Regions from separate parts of the Homo sapiens genome. Here all the other regions are linked to region 1. A link is a loop called in an ENCODE intact Hi-C map of the cell type or tissue named here. Cell type or tissue: mammary epithelial cell. All regions are shown on one strand. Links, peaks and the distances in the headings refer to the core of each region. The heading gives the core; the rest is flanking DNA. Region 1 overlaps LINC02941 (long intergenic non-protein coding RNA 2941). Region 2 has its middle 64 kb from the start of MIR3668. Region 3 has its middle 26 kb from the start of MIR3668.

What was found. Peaks named below come from ENCODE experiments on the same cell type or tissue, not always from the same donor. Only the 100,000 strongest peaks of a DNase experiment are listed, where the experiment ranks them.
Region 2: a loop joins it to region 1, with 2.9 times the contacts of the local background. A loop is called at or near these places in 2 of 110 quality-filtered maps.
Region 3: it touches region 1 in a loop (7-fold over the local background); 3 of 110 quality-filtered maps call a loop at or near these places.

Annotation. Positions count from the first base shown.
Region 1 is chr6:140,048,452-140,059,297 of GRCh38, forward strand. The region is part of intron 1 of LINC02941 (long intergenic non-protein coding RNA 2941); the gene reads left to right. The region is part of intron 2 of LOC107986652 (a long non-coding RNA gene); the gene reads right to left. Among named protein-coding and RNA genes, the nearest start is that of LINC02941, 78 kb to the left of the region's middle. In mammary epithelial cell, for the core only: a CTCF peak has its summit at 4,488; a DNase peak (open chromatin) is centred at 3,280; H3K27ac peaks cover 3,006 bases.
Region 2 is chr6:140,264,023-140,274,868 of GRCh38, forward strand. No RefSeq gene overlaps it. Among named protein-coding and RNA genes, the nearest start is that of MIR3668, 64 kb to the left of the region's middle. In mammary epithelial cell, for the core only: no CTCF peak of the experiment used is centred there; a DNase peak (open chromatin) is centred at 5,949.
Region 3 is chr6:140,173,424-140,184,269 of GRCh38, forward strand. No RefSeq gene overlaps it. Among named protein-coding and RNA genes, the nearest start is that of MIR3668, 26 kb to the right of the region's middle. In mammary epithelial cell, for the core only: no CTCF peak of the experiment used is centred there; no DNase peak of the experiment used is centred there.

The DNA of each region.
Region 1 (10,846 bases), core at 1,301-9,300:
TTTTCTTAATTTCCTCCTTTCCACTCTCCCTCCCAGGAACTACTTTCACTTTTTTTCAGTTAGAAAAAAAAAATACAAGAGTACAATTTCAATTTGCTTCTTCAAAGTTTGGCAGTCAGTGAAAATCATTCGTATATTATCAACTCAGCATTATTACTTTTAGAATGCTGGTGAAAGTTTAGAAGCCAGTTACGTTGCCCACACTGCTCTGCTCTATTCTAGAATCTTCTGTTGCTTCATTTTGGTTTCTTTGCTTGTTAATAATGTTTTATAGTTTCAGTTGTGCAGCACTCCTTTTTCATTGCTGCTGATCATGATTTATTTTATTCTGAAATTTATTTATTTGTTCATTTGTGAAGGCATAATGGAAAATGTAAATGATGTGATCTGATGTGGCTTCATTCTTCCATTTGCTATCTTTACCCAAACTTTCAACAATCAGGTTTTACTTTATTATTTACAAACTTATCTAAGGATGTATTTATTTTAAAAATTTCACTTAAGAGCCCTTAGACAAGTCCTATAATTTATTACCTGCTGAATAAAGTAATTTTTCTTTTTTATCTCATATGACACTGTTTAATGTAAACTACATTTTTATATTCAGGGAGTATTGTGTGTGCGTTCATTCTGTCTATGTTTTTTTGTTTTGCTGAATTTGATCATGGACCCTCCTATTTCATTTTAATAGCTACCCCTTTTCATTTGCTACTTTCATATGCTGATTTCATATCATGCTTCATATTCTTATGTTGTAAAGGTTTTTCCATTATCAGTGAAGTAATGGAAATTAAAATGCTGTATAGAGACAAGAGATGAGGTTTTATTTAATTAAGCAAAAGTAACAATCCAGACTGCACATTGAAAGGCAGAGGGTGGGGGAGAATATTATGGGAAGCCCTAATAGATAAGAGGAATGCTAAGGGTTGATTTAAGAAGGAAAAATAAACAAAGTTAAAGTCAGAATGTTTATTTTGAATGGCATTAGTAAATGGGGAAAATTGGTGGAACCGATTCTTTGTTATTACGTGACTCATAAAAAATATTAGGTTGCCTTGATTTCTGCTTCTTACCTTGTGGCCTTGGTTTGGTTTATACACCCTCATTGTCAGCACTGGCTCTCTATAATAAGCATAACCATTACAGGTGGCCATAGTTGGGATCTGAGCTTTTCTATAGCATCTTTAGTTCTGCACAGCAAGGGCCACTAGGGAAAGGGCAGAGAAGGGTGGAGAGGATGTCTATAGGTAGCAAAGATACTTTGAGTTTGGAGAATAATAATTATGGAATTGTGGCATGTACGTTACTTGTGCTTTTTCCTTTGTTTTTCTGATGCCTAAGGTGGTTGAACACAAGTTTTTCCTGTTGCGTAGCTGGTTACATTTTCCACTGAGCCTTGCAGCTCTTGTTTTTGAGAGAAAAAAAGCACTAGGAAATATGCAAAATCTCCTTGAGTGAATAATGTGAATTGCAGAAAGGATCCATTGACTTCCTTCTCAGCAGTGATTTTCTATCTGAGTGGCTGCTGGATAGTTAGTGCATAAAGCTATGTTGGTGCTGGCTGGGTGCAAATTGCCTTCATCTGAAGATGCCTGCTTTGTACCATTACCTGCCTACAGCAAAACAGAGCCCCTCCAGTAGAGAAGTCTCTTTAACCAAATATCAAACAAATTAACCTTTTAGTGTGCTCCTAGGAGCCTCTCAAGAGAAGGAACACTTCAGTGACATCACTGATGGCAAAGGTTAGCCTAAAAGTAAAATGAAATCATCTGGCCAGGCAGGCCCTGCGGGAGAATCAAGCTTTGTAATTAGATTGAAGGCTCCTAGGAAACGAAGCTCTGTTGCAGGAAGAGCATTTGCAGAAGCTAATTGGGGTAAGCTTTTGCATCAGTGTCGGTGCAACGCATCACTTACAGCCTTGAAAATAGCTGTAATGGTGTATGATGATTGAGTCATTCCCTAATTTTAGCAACCTAGGCTGAACATGAATTACATGACGAATGTGCGCTTGAGTTTGTCCTATCTGAGACTTCGGACTCCGGGAAGATTGCCGTACACGTACTGGCTAATGTGACGACTGTTTTCTGGGAGTTGCAGGATTGCGACAGCTTTGTGCAAGCAGAGCCTGAGAGTTTTGCTCTGTTGGCTCTGCCCATTTACCTTCATTCTAACCTCCATTCTTACCTTGTCATCTGGTGGATGTCTCCCTGCCTTTACCCTACTTTTTTTTTTCCCCCAAAGTGTGGAATCTGTAACTGAACCCAGTAATTGTTCTAAATTATTTCTGTGGTGAATTAGCAAAACAAGAAATCTAGTTACTAAGCGAATAAGGTGAGGTCACCATCCTCCTTGCTGTAGTGACTCAAACCAGATACAAACTGAGGTTGGAGAAGTAAAAACGTGAGCAGAGAAGTAATATTATTTGGTCTTGCATGTGTCTAAACTTCTCCCTAGATAATCACCTTAACTTTGATATACATAGTGGAGTTCTCTTCTGGCACTTTCAAGGATACACCAACCTGAACACTTTATCTTTCACGATTTCCTTTGGTTTTATGTGGTTTTCAGTCTTTGAGTGACAACAGAATATCAAGGCAAGTCAGCTCCCGGGACCCACCATCTGTGTGACAAAGGCATAGTACTTAAACTCTCTGAGCCTCCCATTCCTCATGCATAAATGAGAATAGTGGAAGAGCTAGTAAGAGTATGAAGCATGGTATGAAATCATGCATGAAGCTTTATGTTGTAAAGCTGTGTTGTATGTGGCAAAAATTTTTACATTATCAGTGAAGTAATAGATACTAAAATGTTGTATAGAGACAAGAGATGAGGTTTTATCTAATTAAGCACAAATGATCTAGACTATACATTAAAAGGCAGAGGGTGGGGGAGAGTATTATGGGAAGCCCTAATAGATAAGAGGAATGCTAACGGTTGATTTAAGAAGGAAAAATAAACAAAGTTAAGGTCAGACTCTTTATTTTGAATGCTATTAATAAGTAAAGAAATTGATGGAATCAGGTAGAAGCACATAATCAGCTTTCATAAGCATTAGCTAGGATTTTTGGCCAAAACATAAGGGTGAAGGTATGTGAGAGTTGTTCTTTATTTTGGTAGTCATAACTAACAAAAACAGCTAACATTTTTTAACGCTTACTGTACGTCAAGTACTACACGGAGCACATGATGTGGTGATGACATTAAAAACTCACCCCAACCTGCTCTATGCTCATTGCACAGATTAGGAAACGGAAGCATCTGAGTAACATAGTGAAGATACTAATGCAATAAATAATTGTTCATCAAAGAATCACAGAAAGAAGCACTTGGAGCTGGCTCATCTCAGGGAAATGCACGTAGTGATAATGAGTCATCCATTTTCAATGCATCACTATAGCTCTCCCAAACCAAAACCCTCCTCTTGAGCTCACACTAAATCTGTTTATTTCTCATATCTAGATTGCTTTTACATTCTGCACCAGCTAATCTCTGGTCCTATTTCAAATCAGAATCTGGATATTATTTACCATCTGCCTCTAAGGGATGCACTTGCCAAGTCCCTTAATTTGCTATAATTGGCAGGTTTTCAGTGTACATAATTTATATCAAAAAAAGCTACCCTGAAAAAGAAGATTAATTAAACCATTTCTTCTGGGTCCCTAAAAGTGCAGTGGTTTCCAGGAGGATGGCTTTAAGGCCTTAAGGTCTTCTGTGTGTATATGCTGTCACAGCTGAGCACATTAAAAATGTATGTTGGGTTGCTCCCTGGTGCCTCTGAGCTGGTCAGAAAGATGTCATTGGCACCTGGGTAACATCACAAATACTCACTGAATTAAGCAGCTCACATTTGCATTTGAGTCTTTTGTTCTAAGCTTCGCAGACACTGGAAACTACTAGACTGCAGTATAATTTATGGATACCTCAGTGTTGACAATTCTGTCACTGATATGATAGGAAACACTAGAAAAAAATACACCCAGATGTACAGAATTCTAAATAGAGTAAGTGAGAGACCGTAACCTGATTCAGACAAGCAGCACATGTGGCTAGGAAATAGACCATTTACAGTTTTTCCCCCTTTTTGCCCTTTTTCAGTCATTCGCTAGGCTCATGGTCCAATGTGGAACATCCCCTAGGCTTTGTGGAGGCATTCTGGTCCTTCACAGCTTCTGGATAATATAATGCTTCCTTGTGAGTTTATTTCTTAATCCATGCCTATCTAAACTTGGCAGATTGATTCTCCATTCTAAAAATGGGAACTTCTGTGTTTTCTATCTTTTTCTAGAGGTTTTTTTTTTTTTTTTTTTTGAATTACCAGCCTTCAGGGGAATTACACAGCGTAGCACAGGAATGAATGTGAAGTTGCCACATATTTTTCTTTATTTTCCTGGAATGCCCATCTTCACATCCATGGCCAGTTTTTCCTACTTAGCTTCCAAATCTTAACTCAAATGCTGCCATGCTTGCCTTGCCCCATCCTGACCTCAAGGTGGCCTCCTCTGTGCTTCAGAAACTATATCTGAAGCTTAAGAAATAAGTAAAAAATGTGGACAGCCTCCATTCATTGTCTTTTTGAAAGAAGGCCAGCTACAGATTAACTAATATACTTAGGTTACCTCACTGTTTACTATTAATTACAAATTCCAGACTTTGTAGCATTCGCTGTTGACTTGTAGCTTTTTGCATGGTGGAGCTGCAAATAATTTCTGCCAGGTGGAGCAGATAACTCCAAAGGTTTATGGTCCTGTTGGACATGAGCCACTTTTTAAATCTACCCATCAATCTCATTCTAAGATGGTCTCTGTCCAGCTTATAAAACAACTTTTGATCTGGTCATAACATCTTATTAATTAATGAGTTAAATAAAACATGCTCATATTACGTGAGGGTGGGAGTCACAGGTTTGAACTCCAGTAGAGTATAGCACTCTCCACATTCTCCCAGATTGAGTTGTCTCCCTTTGCCACTAAATAAAAGCCTCATGAAGACAGGGACCTTGCGTTGCATGACTTTGGACACTCAGTACTTAGTACCATGTCTGATGCCTGCGTCACTCAATAAGAATGTGTACTATGACTAAATGATTATGTAATTTAATTCTAACCCAATTGGACTCTGCAGCAGTGCTCCAGGTCAGTGCAAGGATGCTCTATTGCTCAAAGAACAGCTTCTATTTTAGGATAACTTAGATGTGGAGTCAGAAATGTTATGATAGTCTTTTCTACGACTTGATGACTCTATGTAGTGGCCTTAGTCTTAATCCTTCTTTATTAGTCTTTTGCTTTGCACTGCCTTTGGATTAAGAATAGACAAAGTTATTCAATATTCAATATCCACCTAAGCCAGGACACTTTGCAAGGGCAAACAGAAGTTTGAAAGACAGTTTTACTTGTCTTTTTTTTTTTTCAGTGTTGTGCCTAGTTGCTGTGGCTAGCTGAAAACATAAGGGAAATCTTTCTCTTTTATTAAGGATACTTTGACCCTTTGAGAGAAAAACAAATTCTAAGTAAAGCAGTTCCATGTCTAAACTGATGTTATCAGCCGCTACTGTATGACATTAGGCTGTAAAAGTATTTACCTAAAAAAGTCAATAAACATGCAATTCACTATTATTTGTGTTGAATTATAGATCTGGAGGATCAAACCAGAATCAAAAGGAGTATACAAATTATCTATAAGATTATATGTGTGTATGTATATGCATATATATCTTTATACATATAACCTCAAATATCTAAAGGCAATTTCTGTGCATCACCTTCTTGTCCTTTTCTTTTTCTTATATACACTACTACAATAATGCATTTCCCATCAAAGTACTATTTTAAAAGTCTGCTTTTCATTTTGTCTATATTTGAAAATGTACTCAAAGAGTTCTGAAGAAGAATAATGTGTAGGATGGTAGTTTTCAGAAACTTATTTGGAAATAATATCATCTAATAGAGAATTAAATATACTTCTAGTAGGTATTCAACAAAAATTAAGATAACTTCTCATATTTAAGAATATAAAAATAACCAGATTGTTTAAGCGTAAATTCCATCTGCTGTCCAGGGATTGTCAACAAGTGAAAATTTATGGAAGGCCACAGACATTGGTCTTCAAATTGTTAGGGCTGTGCTCCAGACCAGGATTTGGCAAATGTTTTCTGTAAAGGGCCATAGTAAGTATTGATGATTTTGTGGATAATAAGTATCTGTATATTTAAAACTCTGCCATCTTAGTGTGAAAGCAACCTTAGACAATACATAAACAAATGAACCTGGCTATGTTTCAATCAATAATACTTTATGTATGAAAACAGGCATTGAACCAGATTTGGCCCATGGGTTATAGTTTGCCTACTCCTGCTCCAGACTGTCCTCATCGTTGTTTTCCTCAGTTAGTCCACAAAATTAAAAAGTCACTATTCTTGTATTTACTGTATTTTGCAGAGTTGTGAGAAAACAAATCTATATAAGTTGCTTTGGCCAGTGGAAGATAAGACACAAATTGTATGTCTAGGTTCATTTACTGAAGAATCTAAATGCTCTTTTGGGAAAAGTAGGCATCGAAATGCTTTGAAAATATGTATTTCAAAATAAGTATTGCATGCCTGAAAGTGTCAAGATATTGAGGACCAACTATGATGCTAAGAAAGAGGGAATAAAATGTCTAATGCTTCAAAGGTCTCATTAATTCACAAAAGCTTATGGTAGGTTTGCGTAGGATTTTAGGCTGTAAACCTATTCTATGGCTACATAATTTTTTTTTTTTTGGAGATGGAGTCTTGCTCTGTTGCCCAGGCTGGAGTGCAGTGGCGAGATCTTGGCTCACTGCAAGCTCTGCCTCCAGCGTTCATGCCATTCTCCTGCCTCAGCCTCCCAAATAGCTGGGACTACAGGCACCCGCCACCACACCTGGCTAATTTTTTGTATTTTTTAGTAGAGACGGGGTTTCACCGTGTTAGCCAGGATGGTCTCGATCTCCTGACCTTGTGATCTGCCCGCCTCAGCCTCCCAAAGTGCTGGGATTACAGGCGTGAGCCACCGCCCCCAGCCTACAGTTATGTAATTGTATCCTTCACTTCATGGTAGTAATATCTAAGGCATAGAAACTACTCACCTGTTCAGTCCAGGCTAGGAGATAACTTGACTGATACTTTCTTCATACTACAAGGAGGGTAAAAACCTTCGATCATTTGCTGTAGGACATATCAAAACTTGCCACTCCTCTCTTGCGATTGAAACTCAGTACTAAGCTCATTAATGATGGAGTATATTGGGGATGTCCTTTATCTCAGGGGTATTTAATGCATGTCTTTTATGCCAGGGATATTTAATGCAGGAATTTGGTTGCACATTTCATGTCCAATTCATAATGGAAAATTAAACAAACAAATGAAAAGAATAAAACACAAACAAACCGGCTGTCCAAAGCTTCTGTCCCTGTCCCAGAAACTGAAATGATGGAAAACTGCCAATGAGTATGCTCTGAAATATGGTAGTTTGGACAGGAGAAATACATAATTTTTTTCTTACATTGATCCTTTGTTTGATATTAACCAAAAAGTGTTTGCTTGCCAATTTAAAGACCGTCTTAATGGAGAGATTCTTTTCTTTCCCCTCCCTAAGCTGTTCCCCAAAGGGAAAAAATTCAGGACCTTCAATTAATTTAAATGGCCTTGCCTTTATCCTTATCTCAGCCTTTACATTTACCCATGGGGTTGCAGCTAAGAATTTGGGACAAACTCCACAATTATGGCCTTTGTTAGTAGTGCAAGGATTGCATGGGCACCTGGCACCACTAAGGATCTCAGACCAGTCTTTTTTTTCGTAGAAATGATACACTTTTGGCATATGTTTTTAATGCCATTTATTAAATACCATGTACTCATGTTATGGACACTTTTCCTACACTATTAATCCAGAGAATTCTGGAAAGTATAAATTATTATTTCCTTTTGATAAATGCAAGGCGCAGAGAGGTCACGTTACTTGACCTAGGCCACATAGGTAGCACATAGTAGACTGGGAATTCAAGCTAAGATCTATCCAATAGGAAGTCCCCTCCAGAGATATTCACTGTTGTCCTATATCATTGTGCAAATGGAAGACATGCACAACATATTATTTAAGGAACATGGTGAAATCCTAATTATCACCTGAACGATATTCCCAGGTCCAGGTTACGACCTCTTCCAAGGGGGCTGGCCACAGCCATCAGAAGACTTTTATGAAGATGCTTCCATGTGAACTGGCAAAATCCTCCCAGCACTCTCTCAGTAGCCCAAGATAGTCCAGCAGATTACATGACATTTAAGAGGAGAAAAGAACAACGGAGGGTATATGTAGACACAATGTCTGTAAACTAGGAAGGAGGAGGATCCAGTGGTTGCAAGTGGAGTGTGCTGGGAAGGCATCACTGAGCTGAAAAGTCCAGGACAGTATTTCTCCCTCTGAGGTTTTAGATCTTCTGCAGCAAAGTTATCTGGAGTGTTTTTCAAAAATGCAAATTTTTTGGCCTTATCCCTCAAGAATCTGATTTCAGTAATGTTTGATGGAGGTCCGGGCATCTTTGTAGCTGCCATTAAAATTTAAAAACCACTGATTGGGGATAGTTGGACAAATCTGGGAGCTTCTAAAGAAGAAGAAAATTTGCAGAAAGGGGAACTAAAGGACAATTTCTAAAGATGAATGCTCCTAAGAATAAAAGTGTCAATGGGTGTCCTGTGTCACAGGAGTGGAAGTCTGGGGGGCATGTGAAAGACCTTGAGAATTGCTTGTACTAGAATTATTGTAAGGTCAGCATAGCATCTTTAAACATGTCCAGCTTTCTCTTTTATCTGGTTTCTGCTTTCTTTTTCCTTGCAAATTTAATTAACATTCATGGGCAACAATATTAATTTGATCAAACTAAGGTCCTTTTTTAATTATTTAATGATCACAACATGAAATCACACAAATTAAGAGGATAGAAGATATAAATCAATCTGAATTAGGAAAAATTTTGTAATTTAACCAGGTAACATTTTCATGGATGTAAACAAATATATTACAGATAATGAGATGAAGGAATTGGTATGAAACTGAATTTAAAACCTTAATTTAAACAAATATGTTCTCTAGTTTATACACAATCAATACACATGGCATATGAAATTTCATAAAATATGATACAGTACATTGCTTCTTCTATATACCATTCACTATTTTTATAAGCACAGAATATTATTGGATGATAAATATAATTAAACAGAGCAAAATCATATGAATTAAAGCCATGAAGATTTTTTTACGGAATTACAGGCTTGCTACAGAGCTTGTGGGCATTACTACTATGCTGTCAGAGAAATGTATTAGCCCCTGAGGGATAGATTCTTATTATCAGCTATGGATTTTGTGGTCTTTAAATTAGAAAGCAAAATGCTATAATATGTGTCTTTGAAAGCAAAAGAAGGAAAGTACTGAAAAATTTAAGCAAACAATTAATGTTAACTTCAAATGTAAGGGTGCTTGAGTTTGTACACAGCTTGCTCCCTAGTTAAAGCCAAGATCTACATTGCATGCACAATTGCATGCAAATTGGACCTAATTTACTGCATGCGCTGCCTCTTCAATTAAATAAAATGAGAAGATGATTTTTACTTTAGAAGAGTAAAATTTCAATGTGTTAAAATGTTTTACCTCCAAATTTTTCATAAATAGCTTACACACCAAAGTGTTTATTTGAAAGATCTCATTTAGTCAGTATATTTTGAGTTTGGCTTGGCATGGAAGGCGTGGGTTCTGCCCTCAAGGAGCATATGGATCTACTGGGAACAGGAAATATATTAACATGGCTAAATTTCTAGATTTATCTTCCTAAGACACCTTTTTATATAGGTCTGCTTGTTCAACTTCTACCTTCCAACTCATCAGTCTTTAAAGTCTGCATCATTGCATGTAACAGGCACTCCAAATCCTTTTTTTTTTTTTTTTTGAGACAAAGTCTCACTTTGTCACCCAGGCTGGAGTGCAATGGCATGGTCTTGGCTCACTGCAACCTCCCCCTCCCTCCCGGGTTCAAGCGAATCTCCTGCCTCAGACTCCCAAGTAGCTAGGTCTACAGGCATGTGCTACCACACCCAGCTAATTTTTGTATTTTTAGTAGAGATGGGTTTCACCATGTTGGCCAGGCTGGTCTCGAGCTTCTGACCTCATGATCCGCCCGCCTTGGCCTCCCAAAGTGCTGGGATTACAGGCATGAGCCACTGTGCCCAGCCTCCAAATCCTTTTATGAGATGTATTCGCTTCCTAGGTCTGCTGTAAAAAGTATTACAGAGTGACTTAAGACAAGAGAAATTTATTGTCTCACAGTACTTGAGGCTAGTAGTCCAAAATCAAGGTATGGATGGAGGCATGCTCCCTCTGAAACCCATAGGGGAGAATCCTTCTTTACCTCTTCATAGCTTCTTGTGGCTTGTCAACAATCTTTGGCATTCCTTGGCTTGCAGCTATAGCACTCCAATTGCTGTCTCTATTGCAACATAATGTTCTTCCTTCCTGTGTCTGTGTTCAAATCTACCTGTTCTCAACAGGACATCAGTCATATTGGATTGAATGTCCATTCTATTCCAATACGATCTTATCTTAACATAGCTGATTACGTCTGCAATAACCCTATTTCCAAATAAGGTCACATTCTGATGTACTAGGGGTTAGGATTTCAACATACATGTTTTGGGAATACAATTCATCACATGACAGGAAGCATTCAGGTTCATCCACTATTTTGCTTGCTCAGGCTGCCTTCATTCCTCATTTATTATGGGAGAAAAAACCTACCAGTTGTTGAATTCCTTCTCTTAGCAGGTACTTTACATATG
Region 2 (10,846 bases), core at 1,355-9,354, 220 kb after region 1:
CAATCTTTTTTCTCCTATTGACACCTCCTACCTAGTGAATCCTCCCTCCATCCAGGCCAACTTCCCTGGCTGGGTTTCCATGAACATACCCAGAGGACTGCTGTACTTTGCTTCCTTCTTGGCCTCTGCATCAAAATGTGAGGGTTGCAGCTAACATATAAAATGTGAGCTTGTGTGAGTGTGTAATTGAATTCATCATTAAAAACACTCTAATGAAGAAAATGTTAGTCCCAGTTGATTTCAACAATTTTGAGGAAATTTGATATCAATTTTGTAAAATGTTTTTTTCCGGAAAACAGAGCAGAAATAAAGTAGATATGTCACTTATTTTATGAGGCCAACATTTCCTAATACCAAAATCAGGAAAAGTCATGATGATATTCTATGGTTTTTTTCCTAAGATTTTTATAGTTTCACATTTTACATGTAAGTCTGATTTCTCAAATTTCTTTTTTAAAAACGTGCAGTGATATATAGCATGATGCTTTCTTGGCTTTGTTTTTTGTGAGTTTGTGGGGTTTTTTGACATATGGATTTGCAGTTCAAGCACGGTTTTTGGAAAATACTGTCATTTGAATTGCATTGTACTTTTTACACAAATCAGTTGACCACATTTATGAGTCAGTTTTCTGAAATCTCCATTCTATTCCATCCTTTTATGTGGTTATTCCTTCGCCAATACTGTACTGTCTTGAGTATAGTATCTTTCTAGTATATCTTAAAATATGACATTGTGGCCAGGCTCATACCTGTAATCCTAGCACTTTGGGAGGCCAAGGTGGGTGGACTGCTTGAGCTCAGGAGTTAGAGACCAGCCTGGACAACATGGCAGAATCTTGTCTTTACAATGAATACAAAAATCAGCTGAGCATGGTGGTGCACGCCTGTAGTCCTAGCTACTGGGAGGCTGAGGTGGGAGGTTGGTTTAAGCCCAGGAGGTGGAAGTTGCAGTGAGCATTGCCACTGCACTCCAGCCTGGGCAACAGAGCCAGATCCTGTCTCAAAATAAAATAAAATAAGGCACTGAGAGTTCTCCAACTTGGTGGGTTTTTCCCCAAGGTTTCTGTCTGTTCCAATTCCTTTCCCTTTGCATATAAAATTTAAAATCAGGTTTCCTATAACTTTAAAGCATTCTGCTAGGATTTTCTTAGATTGTACAAAATCTGTAGATCAATTTGGAGAAAATTGGCATCTTAATCATATTAGGTTTTCCAGTCCATCGGTAGTACATGTTTCTCCACTTACTTAGTATGCAGATCCTAAATTCTATATTTTTTTAGAATTATACACAGGTATTTATTTTTGGAAAGTATTATAAGTAATGTGGTATTTTAAAATTTTTGATTTGCAATGTTTAATAGTGGTGCATAGAAATATGACCAAATTTACACTGCTGATCTTATATCCTGTGCATTAGTAAGCTGATTGACTTCTAGGAAATTTTTAGAAAATGTTTTGGAATTTTCTACAAAGACAAATATTTCATCTAGGGTAGGGACAGTTTTAATCATTTTCTTTTCCAATGTGAATATCTTTCATTTCTTTTCGTATCTTATTGCACTAGCTATGACTTTCAGTAGATTATTGAATAGCTGTGATAAGAGTGAAAATCTACGCAGAGTTCCTAACCTTAAGTGTATTTCACTTTCATTGTGAAGTCTGATATGATTGCAGGTTTTTATAGATGTTCTTTCTCATATTAAGGGAGTTTTCTTCTATTAATAGTTTTCTAAGAGTATTTTTGTTTCTAAAAGTTTGTTTTTAAATCAAGGATACATGTTAAATTTTGTCAGATGTGTTTCCCTTACGCCTTGATTTAATTATAAGGTTTTGCTTGTTTAGCCTGTTAATATGGTGAACTGATTTTTCAAATTATAAACCAGCTTTACATTACTGAGGTAAATCCCATTCATTCTTGATGCATATTTCTTTTTAAATACTGCTGGGTTTAATTTTCTATTTTGTTGAGCAATTTTTCTCAATGTGCTTTTATTTTCTTGTAATCATTTTGTCTGATTTTGCTACCAGGATAAGGTTGGTCTTACAAAATGAATTAGGAAACATTTACTGTTTTTTTTTATTTTTCTGGAAATTTTTTTTGTGGAACTGGTGTTCATTTCAACTTTAAATGTTAGACAGAATTTGCAAGTGATATCATCTGGGCCTAGATTTTTCTTTTATTTTAATGAGGATTTTCAACTATAAATTCTATTTGATCTATCGATCTATCTATCTATCTATCTATCTATCTATCTATCTGTCTATTGAACTGACTGTTGCCTACTTCTTTTCACATGAGTTTTGATGGTTTGGGTCTTTCAATAAATTAGTCCATTTCATTTAGGTTGTTGATTTTTTTTTTTTTTTTTGAGACGGAGTCTTGCTCTGTTGCCCAGGCTGGAGTGCAGTGGCACGATCTCGGCTCACTGCAAGCTCCCTCTCCCAGGTTCACGCCATTCTCCTGCCTCAGCCTCCCGAATAGCTGGGACTACAGGCGCCTGCCACCATGCCCGGCTAATTTTTTTTTTGTATTTTTAGTAGAGATGGGGTTTCACCGTGTTAGCCAGGATGGTCTCGATCTCCTGACCTCGTGATCCGCCCACCTCGGCCTCCCAAAGTGCTGGGATTACAGGCTTGAGCCACCGCGCCCGGCCTAGGTTGTTGAATTTATACACATGGAGTTGTCTACAGTATTTCCTTATTATCCTTTGAATGTTCACTGGGTCAGTCACATTATACGAATTCTTTTTCTATTTTTAATTGATACATTCTTTTTTATTTCTTGGTTAACTGGAAGATTATCAGTGGAGGTTTGTCAATTTTACTTATCTTTTTTGAATTTTTACTAAAATTTATCAGTGGAGGTTTATAAATTTCATATCCTTTCAAAAAAGCAGCATTTGTTTTTAATATTTTCTCTATTATCTTTCTGTTTTTAGATGTATTTTTCCTCTTTAAAATTCCCTTTTTTCTGCTTGTGTTTGGTTAGTTTACTCTTTTTTTTATCCAGTTTCTTAAAGTGGAAACCATTTTTCTTTTCCAATATTAGCATTTAAAGTTACACATTTCCCTCTAAGCTGTTCTCTGGCAGCATCTGTCAAAAATGTTTTTATATCCCTTACATTTTGATACATTGTATTTTAATATTCACTGTAAAATATTTTCTAATTTCCCTTGAAATGTCTTTATTTACAAATTATGTAGTGTGACTTTCAATTTCCAAATATTTGGCGAATTGATTTCTTGTTTATTTTAGTTGTTAATTCAGTTTAATTATGTTAGTGATTTTTAGTTTGTTTGTTTGTTTGTTTATTTATTTATTTGAGACAGAGTCTCACTCTGTCCCCCAGTCTAGAGTGCAGTGGCACGATCTTGGTTCACTGCAACCTCAGCCTCCTAGGTTCAAATGATTCTCCCACCTCAGCCTTCAGAGTAGCTGGGATTACAGGCGTGCACCACCATGCCCAGCTACTTTTCGTATTTTTAGTAGAGACGGGGTTTTGCCGTGTTGGCCAGGCTGGTCTCAAACTCCTGACCTCATCTTGGACTTCCAAAGTGTTGGGATTACAGGCGTGAGCCACCACGCCTGGCCCAGTTTAATTTTTTATGGTAAAAACCTACCTTGAATAATTCCCATCAGGTTTAATTTACTAGGTCTTGTTTTGTGATTCACAAATACAGTCTAACTTGGTGAATGTTTCATGTGTACCTGAAAAGAATATATATTATGCTATAGTTAGATGGAGTTTTCTACATGATAGTGTTCAAATATTCTATATCCTTACTGATTTATTTTTACTTCTTTTATCAATTACTGAGAGAGTTGTGCTAAAGTCTCCAGGTATACCAGCTTTGTCTAGTTTTTCATTTCCTTCAATATGTTTTGTTTTATGTATCTAGAATCCCTGTTATTAGGTACATATGCACTTAGCATTGTTATGTCTTCTTGAAAAAATTGGCATTTTTCCCCTATATGATATCTTTCTTTATTCCCAGTGATTTGTTGTTGTTGTTCTAAAGTCTACTTTGTCTTCAGTTTTTAAAAAAATAAATTGTGTTTCATCTTATATCCTTATTCATCTTTTATTCTAAACCTTTGTTCATCATTATATTTACCATTGGTTTCTTTAAATAGTATATTTTGATGTCTGGTTTCGTTTTTTATCTGACCTGAAATAACTGTCTTTTAGTTAGTATGTTTAGACCATTTACAGTTAATGTAGTTATTTCTATGGGTAGATTTATTTCCATCATTTTATTATTAGTTTTCCGTTTGTCAATCTACTGTTTTTTAATTCTATGATCTTTTTCCCTGTCTTTTTTTGAATTATTTGAGTTATTTTAGAATTTAAACAATGAACCAATATTTTTACTATATTTCTTTCTGTTTGTGTGTATGCAGTTTATGTGGAGACTTTCTTTAGGCATTGCAAAGCATAATTTTGGGGGATTGTAACATACATAGAAATAAATAAGTACATTTATATATACAATATTTTTGTCTATTTAAAAAGTTACTCGACAACCTCTTCTTTCCTTAGAGTAGCTAAACATGCCATAAGTTGAAGCACAATACTTAGGTACACTTATATTTCATACAAAAACTTTGTTTAAAGTTTTATTATACTGATATTTATAAAATTCTTCTAAAACGTACTTTGGTGTATATGCATATGTGTGTGTATATATATGTGTATATATATGTTATGTGTGTGTATATATGTGTGTGTGTGTATATATACACACACAAAGTAAATTTTAAATTCAGTGGGCCTGAATCTTTATGGAGATAATTTCTCATATTTAATTTATACTTTTTAAAAAATTTTAATTAAGTTGTATAAACAATTTTGTATTACATGCTTATTCCACACCCCTAAATGTGATCTCTATTTAATCAGCACATAATATTTAGATTGTGTCCTCACCAAGTTCAATTCAATTATTGAGGAATACAAATTTTAGTCTTACAGGGACCGCTTCAGAAATGCAGAAAGACACCTGAAAAAATAAAGAAAAAAGAAATGATTTTTAAAACGTGTACTTTGTTTGAAAAAAAATTAAAACCATGCTACAGTTTACACATAATCAGAGAGAATTTGTGTTTTCTGATTGACCAGAGAAATTTTGTTTTCTGATTGTACCTAGAGAGATCACCAACTCTAGGAGCTCTCAGTCTAGAGAAGATACATTGTTAGTGATCCATGAATAGAAAAATAAACATTCAAAACAAATATTGATTACTGAGCCCAGAGACACCGCAACAGCAATATCGAATAAAATAAATCAGATATCCAAAAATATCAGTCAAGAGATTTCAGTCTTTTTCATACCCTTTCATAGTTTATTCCAATGATCTGTCCTTATCCATTAAAGAATTAGTCTGTAAATAAGTATAGAAAATAAATAATGGCTTACATTTATTAAAATATATCAATAAGTTCTTGTTACAGAAAATGCTGTTTGTTTTGAAAAAAATAATTTTTATGTTTAAAAATATTTTTAAATATTCAAACTAGTGGTATAACTGTGGTGGGGCTTCCTGCTTGTAAGGCGTTGCTAAGAATAAATCTGTAATACCCAAAAAGAAATTGATTCTTTAAATCAATCTGTTTAGTTTAGATATAGCTGTGATTTTACTTTTAAGATAATATCAAATTCTGATTGGAATGACCACCACTTGTGTTTCTGAGAATAAAACTGTATGACTCACAGAAAACACCCAAGAAAAAGAAATGATCCAACAAACAAATAAATTGCTATTGCAGGCTAAATATCTTCCCTTTTTTTAAAAAAAAAAACAAAACAGTTTCACTTTGAAGAGAAGTCCTCTGTTAAATTAGACAAACTGACAGAGACTAAAGAGTACACTTCTTTCTCCTGTTGTTCCTTGTTCTGTGTGAATCATCCTTTGTTCACTGAATTACTGTTAACACCTTGGCACCAGAGATGATTAGTTCTTTGGCAATTCTGTTCTTTCTCCTTCCTCGGTAAAACAATGCAGACGTGCATTGCTAACAGAATGGTTTCAGATGAAGCTAGGCCTGTACTGATAATCCTAGGTAGACAGAAATACAGGCACTGAGATTCAGTTCTGCCCTGGTGTTGGAAGAGGCAATCTGCCATGGGCCTTGAGCTTCCTCTGCTTCTTCTTGCTGAGAAGGCCAAGAATGCGAAGCCCCGACTATGCTCTTCCCTGTATCAGTTCTGAGTTGTGCTTGCAGTGAGCGACCTTGTGGAATGGGGTAATGTCTATCTTCAGTTCCAGGGCAAGCTTCCTTCCACTAACAATAAGAAAAACCATAGAGCCTCACAATTGGTAGTTCTCTCCAAGAATGCAACCCACTGCACATGTAGGCATATAGTATGGGTCCTGTTATGGACTGAATTCTGACCCCCAAAATTCATATGTTGAAGCCCTGACTCCCAGTGCGATTGTTTCTGGAGATAGGGTTTTTAGGAATTAATTAAGATTAGATGAGGTCATAAAAGTGGGACCCTAATCCCCAAGGACTGTGGCCTTATACGAAGAAGAAGAAGAGATCTATCTTTTTGTCCTCTCAAGAAGGCAGGAAGTGAGCCCTGTCCAGCCATAGACTCTGCTAGTACCTTGATCTTGGACTTCCTATCCTCCTGAACTGTGAGAAAATAAATTTCTGTTGTTTTAATCACCTCAGCCTCTGATGTTTTCTTATGGCAGCCTGAGCTAATATAAGCTTTTTGTGTTGCTCTTATGGTTTTGAGCAGAAGTATGGGGAACTGCCACAAACATAAATGTCTAACTACTGCTTTTGTTGTTTAATAGAGGCTTTTGTCTGTTGCTCAGGACTCTCATCTCTTTTGCCAGGACCCTTGAAATAGTAACAGGCTAACTTGCTGGCTTATAAGTAGAATAAAACCTTAGAATGTTTACATTGCTTGACTCTAGCCCGCTCTCAGCCTAAAATCACCAGCAGCTAGCCACTGTTAATGATGATGATGATGGTGGTGGTGATGGTGAGGATAGTGATGGTAGCTCCTCCTGCTTCTGTAGCTATGACTATGACCTGTTTATGTACTAGATACCCAACACTTTGTATATATTATCCTAACAACAACTCAATGATCCTAACAACAACTCAATCAAGTTGCTAACGTGAATTAAGGGGAATTAATGAATTTGATTTATATTTTTAAAAGATTATTCTAACTGCCGTTAGAATGGGCAAAGGGGTCAGAGTAAAGCTAATACCTGCTGTAATAGTCTGTGGAAGACATAATAGAAGCTCCAACTTGTGCTTTGTCTACAATAGAAACTATACTGCATCTTAATCTGTTAGTGGTTTTAAAATAAATATTTGTGAGATGCTTATAGTCCAGTTACAACACAGAAAATGCAATACTACTCAATATTATTCTACTCATTTTGTTGTTTCAGGTTCCATAATTTATTTATCTTTCTTTATCCACTAATTTCACACAAATCAAAGAAAGTAAAGGTTTAACAATTGTATGTCCAAAGCTCAAACTTTTATTCTCAAGCACTGTTCAGAAGTATCTAAAAGACATTCACCTCAAGTTGTAGCTAGCTTTACAGAATGAAATCTGAATCCTTCAGAAGTCTTTTCATTATGGTGACCTACATTAAGTAGTAATAAGGGTAATCAAATTGGAATATTTTTATCATAGAAATATACTTTCAGACCTTTAAAATATTCTTTTAAGGATTTATTCATTTCCAAAATGTATTTATAACACATTATTGGCTTATGCTATGTTTATGTCAGAAAACAGCTTTAATTTTACATCTTTCCTCAGGAATCAGCTATGGCCAAACCTGGTCTCTTTTCTCTCAAGCTGGCTAGATTTTCCCCTCTTGTCACATTGTTCTCATAGAGGCTATAGAAAATGAATGAGTCTCTGGCTTTCACTTCCTCACACTTCCTCAGGTTAAAAGGTTATGGTAATCTCTATTTATAAATGGCTGTTTTCTGTTCTTCTCTTGTGCTCATAAGAAGGCAGCAATAGATACTTACAAAGTCACCTGCCCAAGAGGGCTTTGACTGGCTCTTGTAAATTCTTTCCTTTAGCTTTCTAGGAGCCCCCCAACCCTGGCTCCCTTGTTTGCCTCCCACATTAGTACCGCATAGTTTAATACTCAAGTGTAAGGCTCTTTGAATCAACCACCTGCTCTCTATGACTTGTACACCAAATTTTGCTAAGAACATGCTGTCTCTGTAGTGTTTTGTTTTGTTTTAAATTGCTTTTTAGGGAGATGTGTTTGCAGCACTACAAGAAATCTGTAGAAAAGTTTAGCGAAGAACAGAGAGTAGAACAAACTATTCATTCTGTTATTGTTCTGAAACATGTCACCAGATACTGAATAATAAATGCCAAAAAAAACCTAAAATTTTAAGTGAAAGAAAAAAACTCTTCTTGAAAACTGTGCCAACTTCTAGAAGAAAATTATTTACTAATTGCATTTTCTATTTATACATGTTATGGGATTAAAGATGCCGCAATGTTTTTATAAAAATTACTTTAATAAATTGCCTAAAAAATAGTTGGAGCTAATGTGGCCAAAATCATGTTGCTTTATTTATGGTTTACTCATTTTTATTTGCTTATATTTTAAGCTGTTTGAAGACATTGATCATGTTTTCTTGTGGTCTGTAGCTTGATGGGACTCTAGTTATTTTGAATGTTTATTAGTTATTGATTCACCATGATCTGATAACCAATTCCAATTTAACTCCTTGTTCTGGCTGTTCTTTTTATTATTCTCTTTTCTGGAAGCCTGTCTAAAAACCAGGTCTGAAGTCGTTATTCATAAGTAGTCAGTCTCTGTGCTCAGATTATCTGCATTAAAAGATCAATAGGACGTGGCCCCAGGACAGTCGACTATACTATTTCATTAACATAGTAACAAGATGGGAGGCTAATAATAATATTGCCTTGCTAATAGGTTTAAAGGGAAAATTAATTAGTTGATACTTGCAAAGATAATCTACATAGTCTAGCTTTTTTCCTTCACAGAAATGCACACATCATAAAGGAAACCCAAACATTGTTATATACCACAAGCCAATGTCAGATTTTAAAAGCTAAGATATTCAATCTGAAGTTATCTGTCATATTTTTAATGAATAATTCAACATTTAACCCATTAATATTAACCTTTTCATTTTAAATACAGCCCAATGTCAAATATATATCAAAAAAACCTTTAGACTTAGTATGCCCTTTGACCAGAACCTCAGCTTCTAGAAATTCATTCAATGAAAATCATAATGAATATGTGCAAAGGTCTAATGAAAAGAATATAGATTAAAAACTGTATTTAGAATAGTGAAAAATAAACAAATGTTCAAAAGCAGGGGAAAAGCTAGGTAACTTATATAACAGTAAAAAATTCAAATACTCTGCCACCATTATGAAATTATATGATGGAAGAATATTTTCTTCTACAAAAACAGCTTCTACATATTGTTAATAAAAATGTTTATGATAAATCTGATCCCTTTAAAATATGTCAAGTGATATGTAGAGTCCATTTTAAAATATACTAACAAAAACAGAAAGAGAGAAGATAAAGAAGTAAATGTTAAAAAAATGATACTTGGAGCTGAGTGATGATCACAGAGGGTTTATTACACTATCCTTTCTTCTTCTCTGCATAGTTTAACATAAATTTACATAATACACAGTTAAATTTTTAAGAAATGCCTTAATTTCTGCTTAGAAACAACTAGAGGTGCCTTTGTTTAGAAAGAAAACCAAATACCTGTTTTTGCGTAATTTTAAAGTGTATATATATGTGTGTGTGTGTGTGTGTGTGTGTGTGTGTGTGTAGGTGTGTGTATGTGTCAATCTAGAAGGGGAAAACTGTCAGCCAATCACAGTACTGTCCAATTTAACACTTGTAATAACTACCTGCACAAGAGCACAGAGGGCTAGGCAGTTAATTTTACTGAAAGATATTCAAGACATGAAATGAAAGAAAGTTTATTCAAATGATAAAAATAGTATTGCTGAGACAGCCAATGAGTTATGTAATGAATGGAGGTAGCTGCAAAACTTTGGTGAGAACTCATAGGTTAAATTTGAATAATTATCTGTATCCAAGGTCACCTACAACAGATTTCAACTCTATTTACACACTTTAGGCAGAAAAATGTGAAATTCAGAAATGAAATTTAAATAAATTAAATATGTACACACACATACACACATATACATGTGTGTGCATATAAGTATGTATGTGTGTTTACTAGAATATGATAGGACTATTCATAAACTTTAACTTATGATCTTCCATATTTAAAAACAATTCTGCAGTCAACATTTATTACCTTTAGAATTTGAAAAAAATAATAATGATTATAAAAAAGTATAAATCCTGGTAACAAATTTTATTTCTACAGTATATAGAGACTTTAAATGTGTAAACCTTTAGTTTACCCATTACCCAAATAGTTAGAGATCAATGAATTTATTTATAATACGGGATTTTAATAAACAATCTTTTCAGCAATTTGTGAATATGCTTCATTGATTGTGGAATCAATAGGCTATTTCTAATGAATCTGGCATGTTAATGAATAATGGTTTGATCCAAATATTACATTCAAAGCAGTGAGACATTTATATTCCAGCAGGCAAGATCATTTAAACCATTTAAACCCTGATTAGTTAACAGGCTGTATTCATGAGAAAGGTGTATTGATTTCAGTGGCTTTATTGATTTTAGGTCTGTTGAACCTAGACACCTTGCAAATTTGTGGGCTGACTTCATTGACTACATTTCGATCTAATATATAGTTGTTTTTAGAAAGTGCTGTAAAAAGTTTCTGGCATCTGACCTTCG
Region 3 (10,846 bases), core at 1,985-9,984, 130 kb after region 1:
AGCTGTAATTGTGAATATCAGAAAGACTAATTTTGAGCAAAATAAGAATAACCAAATGAATAAAGTATAGTTCTGTGTATGTAGAATTTAGATATAAACAAAGCTAAATATTATATTAAGAAAACTGTGAGTAAATTAAGGGAATAATTATTCTATAAGTCAAGGTAGTGGTTACAATGGTGAGGGGGAAAGATCTTGATTGTTAAGAATCATAAAAGGATCCTCTAAGGTTCTACAAAGGTTTTTTTTCTTAAAAACTAAGTGGGGTTTACGTGGATATGGGCCTGTAAATTTTATATGCTCTTATACAAAGATTCTGTTTTATTCTTTTAAAAGCATTTCCAATTTTGCTTGAAAATACCTTTTGTCTTATTCATGCTCTAAATTCATTTATTTTAAAAAAGAAAAATCAAATGCACTTACTCCAAAATGCACATTTGGTAGTTGGAATAGCTAAACTCCTTGCTTGTCTAATTCAATCATATGTTCTTTCTGCTCACTACACCTCTCATTGGCATAGTTCTTTCTGTATTGTGAGTTCATGTCTGGTTGGGGTTTGTCTTTTTGTGCTGCATGTAGTCTCAGTGGTTATGAATCCTTATAGAGAGGACTTTGGAGCCTACCAACACAGGACCAACTTAATTGTTTAACTTGAGATTTAATTAATTGCAAGAGCTATAAATTCAAATCCCTATCAGTGTAAAGGCAGGCCTGAGTTACACATTTTTAGAGCAGATTTTTTCTATTTTATTATATTTTTCCACCAAGAGTCCTTTCTAAGACAGATAAGTTTCCTGTGACATCTCCTTCCTGGAGGATGGATTTTCCTTAGTCCATCTTCACACTGAGCTTGAAGGCCTTTCAATGCTCCAACTTTATTCAGGTGGTATTGAATAAACTGTCTGTTTGGACCACGATGTCTTATCTTTCTTCTCTGGCTTTGCTCCTAACATTCAAGATTCTAGATTATTGGAACAGTAAGTATCCCGAGACTGTGGTGGCTTCAGTGCAGCTTCCCAGCTTGGCATCCTAAAACCCTTTAATTTTTGATCAAAAATGTTGAGATTATTTACCTTTTTCTATTTACTTAAAACGCATGTTTATTTTTATTTTATCTAGCATTTTTTTTTCAGGAAGACTGTTAATATGTAGTCACAAATAAACAAGAAATAGAAGATACAACCAACCATTGTTGGTTTGGAATCTGCCTGTTAAAAGCCATGAGCCAAGTATTAGTAAGCAACTACGTGATGACCACAGAATATGCCTTGAAGGCAGAATGTGGGTTAAATCTGTAGCAAATGGCGCAATCCTCAAGTCACTTAGATCAAACTAAATTTTAGAGTCCCTGACTCACCAGACCAGATTGCTGAATAGAGCTTTACACTTAATATGTAAATATGTCACTATAAGAATAACATTTTTGGCCAGGTGCAGTGGCTTACACCTGTAATCTCAGCACTTTGGGAGGCTGAGGCAGGCAGGTCACTGGAGCTCTTGAGTTTAAGACCAGGCTGGCCAACATGATGAAACCCCATCTCTACTAAAAATAAAAAAATTAGCTGGGGGTGGTGGTGTGTGCCCATAGTCCCAGCTACTCGGGAGGCTGAGGTGGAAGGATGGCTAGAGCCTGGGAGATGGAGGTTGCAATGAGCTGAGATCATGCCTGGGCCGTAGAGCCAGACCTTGTCTCAAAAAAAAAAAAAAAAAAAAAAAAGATTCACTTTTTAAGGTATGGCATTAAAGACTATGTCATTATCTACAAAAGACTATCATTAGATTTCCATGGGTTACCCTATAGGGGTTCAATTTTGTTTTCTAGGGAAAACAGTATACATAGCCTCATTATTTTTAAGTCTACTGTATGTAAATGTAATAAGATATGTATCACATATATGTCATATAGAGAAAGATGATTTTTGGTATTGATAACTTTGAACCAGCTCCTTTTTATGCTTTAGGATGCTGAGTTATCTGGAGGAGATGAGATGCTTATTGGGGCAGAGCTAAAGAAGTAATGCAGCACTTGTACTTCAATGATGTAGTTGCTAGCTCGGGCACAAACGTGCTTACTGAAGGGTGGGAGACTAGTGAATGAATTTTATTGAGCTGGGGATTGTCAGGAACAGAGAATATGCCATCATGGTGACTGTGAGGTGGTAGGATCTCCAACATCTGGCAAGTCTCAGCAGCACAGTTGTGCCTTCAATGACCAGCTAAACATCTGATTCACCCAGCATGTTTCTTAAAGTATATACTGTACTCTGGGATGTAAGCAGCTCTTGGACAGGGCAGGTCAATCTGTTTACTTATGACTCTCATGGAGATTTGGACACAGACTAGATAGCAAACCACCTTTGTGCCTACAGTGTCTTGTCAAGTGCCAAGGATCCCAGAACCTACTGCTCTCCATGATTCCAACATAATAGGTCCACAGCCCTGCATTTTGGAACCCTTGAAAAGATGAACAGGCCTCAGGAATCATGAGCACACCACTCACCAATAGCCCTGGGGTCTGCAATTAATTGCCACTACTTGGGCCTGCCGCAGTCTTGTATTTATGGGTCTGTTTCACCCTGTGTTACAGTTTGCCTTGTTTATGGTCAGATGGGAACCTCTTTTTCTCCCTCTACATTTGCCAAACTTGTGGAGGGCAGAATCCAGACCTTGTTAAAAATTTAATCCTCTGTAAGAATTCAAAAACTACTTTCTGAACTGAATTAAATTTTAATTGTTGTCATTTTCCCAGTTATGCTCACCCAGTATCCTGATTGGTTGTTTATAATAACAATAAATCCTGTCAAGCACATAATATGTAGCTGTAGGCTCTTTTTGGAACTAACACCACTCACTATTTTCTGCTGCTTCTGCAAGCTTTGTGGAGTGGCACTGTATTTTTTTTAGTCTACATTGACAGCATACAATATAATGGTTCATTTAGGATGAGTTTTTATGGGGCCTGTCAAGATTTAGCTGTGTTTTGCATAGTAAACCTAATATTAAATGACAAAATGCATCATAGCAGATACTTCACAACCATTAAGGTGAAGGCAGCAAATGTGTAGAAGATTACTGTGCATTGCAAATGGTGGAGCAGCTAAGATAATAAATAAAGTATAATTGAAATCCAGGGGGCTTTGAATATTAGTGGTGTAACAACTCTGATCTACAGTGTGTGTGAGAAATGCTGTAGGAAGATTGGCTGCAACTCATGTGTGTTGGTCTCTTTGCACAGCAGGTGATGTGCTGAACTTAATAACCCGCTGTTCAATTTTTTATTTAAAAAATAAGATGAGAGCTAAGTCACAATTGCTTTGGGCAAGTGTCTTATAAAAATGTTTGTGTTTAGAAGTGAGCTAATTTGATTAGAGAGCCATGAAATCTGTTCAACAGGGTAATGGAACGTCAACTAAATCTAAACTGGCAAAAACCCAGGACTTTGAAAATTAATGAATATTCAATATTGACATGCTCTGAAAATAGATATCTTAAATACAAGGAAGGAAAAAGGGCAGGAGAGAGACGAAGAGACTCTACAGCATTTGTGACATTTCCATTTCTGTCATAAAGTGTTGTGGGAAAACAATCACACAGGTAAGTCACCGTTAACAATTTATAACTCTGTGAGGTCAGGGAATATGTTTTATTTATTTTTGTAATTCCTGACCCTCAAAATCCATATCTCATGCTTTTCACCTAGCAACATTTCAAACACTTGCTACATTTTTGCCAGATAAGGAATAACATCATCTATCAGGATGTACTTCACGTTTATTGGCTACAGAAGCCAGTTAGATACAGAACAGGGAATTAGGTTTTAATGGCAAATAAAGGAATGGCCCCTGCTTTTAAAAAAGTAAAATGAATGGGAAAGACATTACTTATATCTATAAAACCAATTGCTAAAAACATGAGAGTAAGTAGCCCGCTGGTGTTCACTTTGTTAGAGGTCAGACACTGACCTGGGTTATCAAAGTGTTATTAATACTTAAAAAGTTCCTCCATTTATTTTTATTTTATGTATGTATGTATGTATGTATGTATGTATGTATGTATGTATTTATTTATTTTTGAGACAGAGTCTTGCTCTTTCACCCAGGCTGGAGTGGAATGGTGTGATCTTGGTTCACTGTAACCTCTGCCTCCCAGGTTCAAGCGATTCTCCTGCATCAGCCTCTTGAGTAGCTGAGACTACAGGCATCACCATCATGCTTGACTAATTTTTGCATTTTTGTAGAGACAGGGTTTCACCATGTTGGCTAGGCTGGTCTTGAACTCCTGACCTTGGGTGATCCGCACGCCTGGGCCTTCCAAAGTGCTGGGATTACAGGCGTGAGCCACTGTGCTCAGTGCATTTATCTTATTAAAATAAAAAAGAATATTTTCCAACACCTCAAAAATATCTCCTCAAAAATAAAAAATTTTTAAAAATATCACATATAAATATGTAACACTACTTAATCAGTGTCACAACAAAACCTTTGTCTACTCCATTGCTCAGTAAAGACATGAGACCTTTATGTGCGACACAGTTAAATTAATTTATATTTTGGCTCACTTTCCTTTTTTCTTTTTTTTTGAGACAGGGTCTTTCTCTGTCACCCAAGCTGGAATGCAGTGGCACAATCAGAACTCACTACAGCCTTGGCCTCTTGGGCCCAAACAATCCTCCGACCTCAGCCTCCTCCTTTTTACCTGGGACTACAGGTGCACACCACCACACCTGACTAATTAAAAAAAAAATTTTGTAAAGATGGGGGCCTTGCCGTGTTGCCTAGGCTGGTCTCCAACTCCTGGGCTGTCCCAAAGTGCTGGAATTACAGGTGTGATCTATTGCACCCGGCCTCCAGCTCACTTTCAAGCAACACGGGAATCTTATTATAGCTCAGTCCCTAGCTGACATTAATTCTTAGACTCTTCTTTATTTCTATGGCAAAGCATATTGAATAGTAGCAGGCTTTGTTTAGGTGAAGGATGAGGCATGGCAAAGCCATGGCAGGACAGAGACACAGTAACAGATGCACTATTTAGGTGGCCTAAGTAAAACACATCTATAACTCAACAAGTATTTATTAGCATCTTTTCCATATGCAGCATTATGCTAAACCTAATGGTTTACAAAAGCGAATTAGAAGCTGGCACTGCCCCAAAGAATCTTAGATTGCAGTGGAGAAAATAATTCACAGACATAAATAGTTAAGAAGGAGAGAGTTTCTACCAGAGAAAATACCTCTGTGGTAGAGCAGATTCATTGTTTATGTTGACAAGATTTCAATTTCTATTTCTTGTCTCATATTCTCAACTGACCATTAGTTTGGCCTTGTACTATCAAATGCTCTTTGAGCTGGGAATTTCCAATCTTATGTCCAAAAAAAATGGCCCTTTTATCTCTTTTCCCAACTCCCACATACTTTACTTTATTGCTCAATTTCTCAATTGCACAAAAATCAAATCTATTTCTGAAGAATTCAGGTTTATAATCTAAAAATGGTTTATTCCTAAACTGACTATATATCTCTGTTTGATGGAAACCATCCTGGAATATACCTATTTTCTTACCTGAAATATTAATGGAATTTTTAAAAATCACTTCCAAAAGTGTTCTGCTTTGGATAAATTATATGATTACCCTATAAATCCCATCCCCTCATGTTTCTTATTCTCTATAATTAAGAGATCCCATGTGTCCCTTGTGATTCATCTTTACTTTTTGTCAGCCTCATGACTCAGGCTTGTATCAGTTTTTGCCCAGATGTCTTTAGGATTCTCTGAATTATCTTTGAATCCTTCATTCTTTTCAGCACCATTTTACTGTAAAAAACAAAAGGAATAGGCTGGGCACAGTGGCTTATGCCTGTAATCCCAGCACTTTGGAAGGATGAGGTGGGCAGATCACTTGAGGTCAGGAGTTCAAGACCAGCCTGACCAACATGATGAAACCTTGCCTCTACTAAAAATACAAAATTAGCTGGGCGTGGTAGCACGTGCCTATAACCCCAGCTACTTGGGAGGCCGAGGCAGGAGAATAGCTTGAACCCAGGAAGTGGAGTTTGCCGTGGGCCGAGAGCATACCATTGCACTCCAGCTGGGGCAACAAGAGCAAAACGCTGTCTCAAAACAAACAAGCCAAGAAACAAACAAAAAACAAAAGGAATATAATGAAATTGTACTTTCAACGTGCTCTGATTATACTTATAAAACTTTTCTAATTTTTTTTTTCTTATTAATCAAACTCTAAAGTCCTCTGGATTTGGGGCCTTTATTAACTGCCCTTCTCCTGGTGATTCCACTTTACTTTTCACTTTCCTTAATATTTCTGTCTAGTTTAGTTAGGCCAGTCCCACTTTTTGCTAAGTACAACTCACTGTTTCCCATGTTGTTCCTATATCCTAACTGACCTTTGGTGTCATTCATGGTCTTGACAGGAAGTGGATGGCACATTCTACCAGGTGGGTCGAAGGAGTTTAGTTAGTGGACTATGAAATGTGTGCATGACTTAAGGAATCCAGCATTCCAGCCCTTGGGCTAGCCAGAATAGGAAGCCCCTAATCCTAGCTTTGAAATAACTGAGACAGGAAGAGTTACTGGAACCAGAATAGCTCTATGAGAAAGGCCTGTTAATTAGAGCAGTGAAATTGTATAGAGGGACACAGCCGACCCATGGCGAATTACTAGAGGAGAGAGAGCTGGGTAAAGAATTTCTATGACATTATTCTCTACGTCCTTACTTATTTCCTGCTGGTGCCTTTTAATGGCCAAACCCAACCGGGAATCAGAAGAGCAAAAGAATAGATTCAGTCTATACAGATGAGGTACTGGAACACAGGCCAGGGTGCAGAAATGAAGGCAGTGAATCTGGAGGAACAAATGGAAAATATCCAGCACAGCTCTAATTTGTGCAATGACCTCTTCTCTACTTAGTGAAGCCTTATTATATATGCTTTTGCATGGAGAATCTGAAGTCACAAACACCCTTATGCCAGGTTAATAATTTGTACCTGTTCATCTATTCACATATTTTACGTACCCACTGACTTATATTTGGACTCATACTAATTAGCTCAGGGGCCCAATTAGAAAAACAGAGAACCGAAAACTGAGGAACTGAAGCATGTGGTTTGCTTTGGAAAGGTAAGAGAATTGTAGAATATAATTTAATTAGTTGTGGGGCTGTATGCATTATTATCTCATTCTACTATTGGATAGAAAGCCATTTACATTTGAGATTATTTTTTAAGTATTAACCAGTAGAGTACATTATCAAAGGGATTGTGTTCAGTGACTTCTTGGGTCATTTTCCATGAATGTTGGAACTCTAAATTGGCAGGAGAAAGAGAGAAGGCAGCTTCTTGTAATAAACACATTTGATGATGAGGCTCTTCATGGAAGGAATGAGAATTGGCTTAGTAGTTTTGTAGACTGATTTTTACACACATGATTTTTCTATTAATTACTTAAAAGACGAGACGATTAGTAAGAAGGTAGAAATGTTTGACACAGTTATGTACATTTCTGTTAGACACCAGCATCCATTCCCCTTTCCTCTTGATAAAAGTATATTCTTCTTTTTATTGGGGTTTTGTCATTTCCCCATGCAACCCATATATTTCAGAGGAAACTAGATGCCTCTTCAGCCACAGAAGTAAGGCCTCATTGGCTAAAAATAATCTACCACATCTCTTCCTCTGTTCAGAGTGATTGATTCAGGGCCTATATTCTAAATGTGAGCAAGGAACTGAGGGGTAACATTATCTGAAATTCCTGGAAAATATACTTTTTCACTATTCTGACAGAACCATGGTAGAGACATTTGCTCTTATCTATGTGACATAAATGAAAAAGAATAGAAGCCTGGGAGACATTGTAAGACAATGTGAGACCACAAGGACAGAAAGTTGCTAAGAATGGAGTGAATACCAAGGAGGAAGAACTGGGGAAAGGAGAGGGTTTTGGTCAGAAATGTGAACTGCCAAAGCAAGCTTTCTCTGAATATAGATAGAAAAGTTCATAACATTTTACTTAGGTGGGCCAATATAATTCTTTTATAGTTTGTGCTATTTTGACCTAACTTTTCTTTGGTAACAACCAAAAGATTATACATTGATATTGAAGAGTAGAACCATAATAGTAACTTAATTTTTGGCATCTTCCTTCCTCATTTTGGTCTACTGCTTATTTGATATGATTATTTTTTATTTCTGTGAATTAATCATTCTTCACCTTTTAAAAGAGTTACATGTATTAAAATTTAAATATAAGAACCATTTTGAGTTTTGCTTAAATCTTTTATTAGTCTTTCCCTTATCTGCAGATAACTGTAAATGCCACATATTCCTGTTAACCAGTATCAGGGACAGACTGGGTCTGGGCAGATTACATTAAATGGAGCCTCACCCAACCCTAATTACCACCCAAAGGTCCCGTCTTCAAATGCCATCACATTAGAGGTTAGAGTTTCAACATATGAATTTTGGAAGGACGTAAACATTCAGCTCATAAGAGCAGGCCTGAAAAGTTTTTATTTAGCCGATGCAACTTATATTGGCCCCAACTAATTTTCCTGGCACTCATCCCCAATCTTTCACTGTTTCTATATATATCACAGCAAAACTGGTGATAACTTACTGTAAGGGACTAGTGCCCATATAAGAAGAAACACCAGAGAGCTTACTGTCTCTCTTTCTCTTTACCATGTAAGGACACAGCCAAAAGGTGGTTGTCTGCAAGCCTGGAAGTGAGCCCTCACTAGGAACTGAGTTGACAAGAACCTTGACCTTGAACTTACCAGCCATCAGAACTTTAAGAAAATAAATTTTTTGTTATTTAATACATTTGGTATTTTTTTTGTTATGGCAGCTTGAGCAGACTAGGACATCACCCTTTCTTCGTGAATATTTGGCCATGTTTTCATTTGTATTTTAATATTTTGAAATTTTAACCATCACTTTTGAATTTTTTGCAGAGGGATGATGCATTCTTCAAGGAGGTTATATATGACAGCAGTAATTTATAGATGTTAGTCATTATGTGAAATCCATCAGTCTTTACTGGGCTTTTCTATTCCTTTAGAAGCTGGACAAGTGGAAAAATATAACATTTCAATAGAAAGAAAACCTATGGATTTGCAGAAAAAAATGTAATTCACTTACATACACTAATAAAAGTTTCAGTATGTTAGTATAGCTGACAATCAAGGTGTATTAAATTCTTAATTTGAGGAGTGAATATTGTTAGGATGCATAATAATCAGTAATTCTCATTTTCGAGCATACAACATTAAAAACATTCATTTTCTCCAAATGGCTGAGCAGTTTTATGTCAACCATAACAAATTTAACCATGAAAATCTTTTAGCAAATTTCATGTGTATTAACTTAAAAATGTGTAATGAAAACTTTAGTTTACAACAAAGAGCGCCTTAATTTATTAAATTAAATAAGGAGTGCTAAATATAATAATATATACTGCTCGAACAACCAACAATTAAGAAAAATTATTTCTGAATGTTTTGTCAATTACTTGCTAATCTGTGAAGTTCTGTAATATGGCCTCCTGCCATAGTAAATTGAGGTTTCAGTGTAAACTAGATGATGCATTCTTCTGGAAATTCCTTTTACAACACAATTAACCTCTTCACCTTGCCAAAAACACATTGTTACCATATTGGGATGCTATTTAATTTAATATGCTGTATATGGTACTAATCAGTGCCAAATAACATTTTTAATTTCCCTAAAATTTATTTTACATTTGTTAGGCTTTCAGCTACTAATTACACCATATTTCAGTTTTTATACAATACTTTGATCCAGTATATAATAATAATGTGATAAACATTAACTGCAGGGCATTCTGGTGGTGGAATCTGTTTTATCAGATGTTAGTGAGTTGTTCAATGAAAAACCAAAAGAAAGTCACTAGGAATAACTACATGATGTATCTTGCATGAAACTACCATTTCAAAAGACATGCCGAGCTTTTTCTCTTTCAGAAAATGTTTCATTCAAGAAGTAATAAAAGTGTTTCAGAAGCACATATGAATAATGAATAAAGAAAATCATAAACAGGAACAAAAATACTAACACAACAGCAAACGAATGCTTTAAGAAGGGGTTTATTTTATAGCTTTAACTGTAAACTATATTATTTTAGGGCTTATGTTAAAATTGGAAGTGCACTTAGAAATGATTCACTGCCACTCTCTAGCCTCATATCAATCCCTGTTATAACAATGCCATTGAGTGGAAGGCCAGCCTGTGCTTGAACACCTCCAGGGAGAGGAAATTCATTACCTTATAGGGCAGCTCATTACCTTGCCATGAAATATTCCTTCATAATCTATAAGGCTGCATATATGTATGTCACCCTTCTTTGATTGTAAACTAGAGATCGAGACTAAGTCTTATTCATATTGTTATCTTGTCATAATATCTAGCACAGGGCCACTTACATGAAAGGTGTTCAACTAGTGTGTTAACTGGATGCTGAGCTAAGGATGGATGTCTATTCTAAGTAGCTTTAAAAGAGTCCTAGCTGTGATCTCTTTAAAGAATCTCAGAAAGCTTCCCTAGGGTGTCACCACAGATATGTGTAAAAATAATAGGTAACCAACATGTGTTTTTATTTAACTCTACTGCCAGTGTGATTTTATTTCATGAATTCTCCTTTTGTTGCTCATCCTTTTGCTGATGCTTCTATTAAATGTGTCTGAACTAGATAAATTGTATCACAAAAACTTTATTTTACCATATTTAGGAGGAAAACACAAACTGAGACACTGGTCATAAAAATTTACTGTTTCAGCAGCTGTTTGGTTATAAAATTATTGTACTAAAAGCTTATAAAT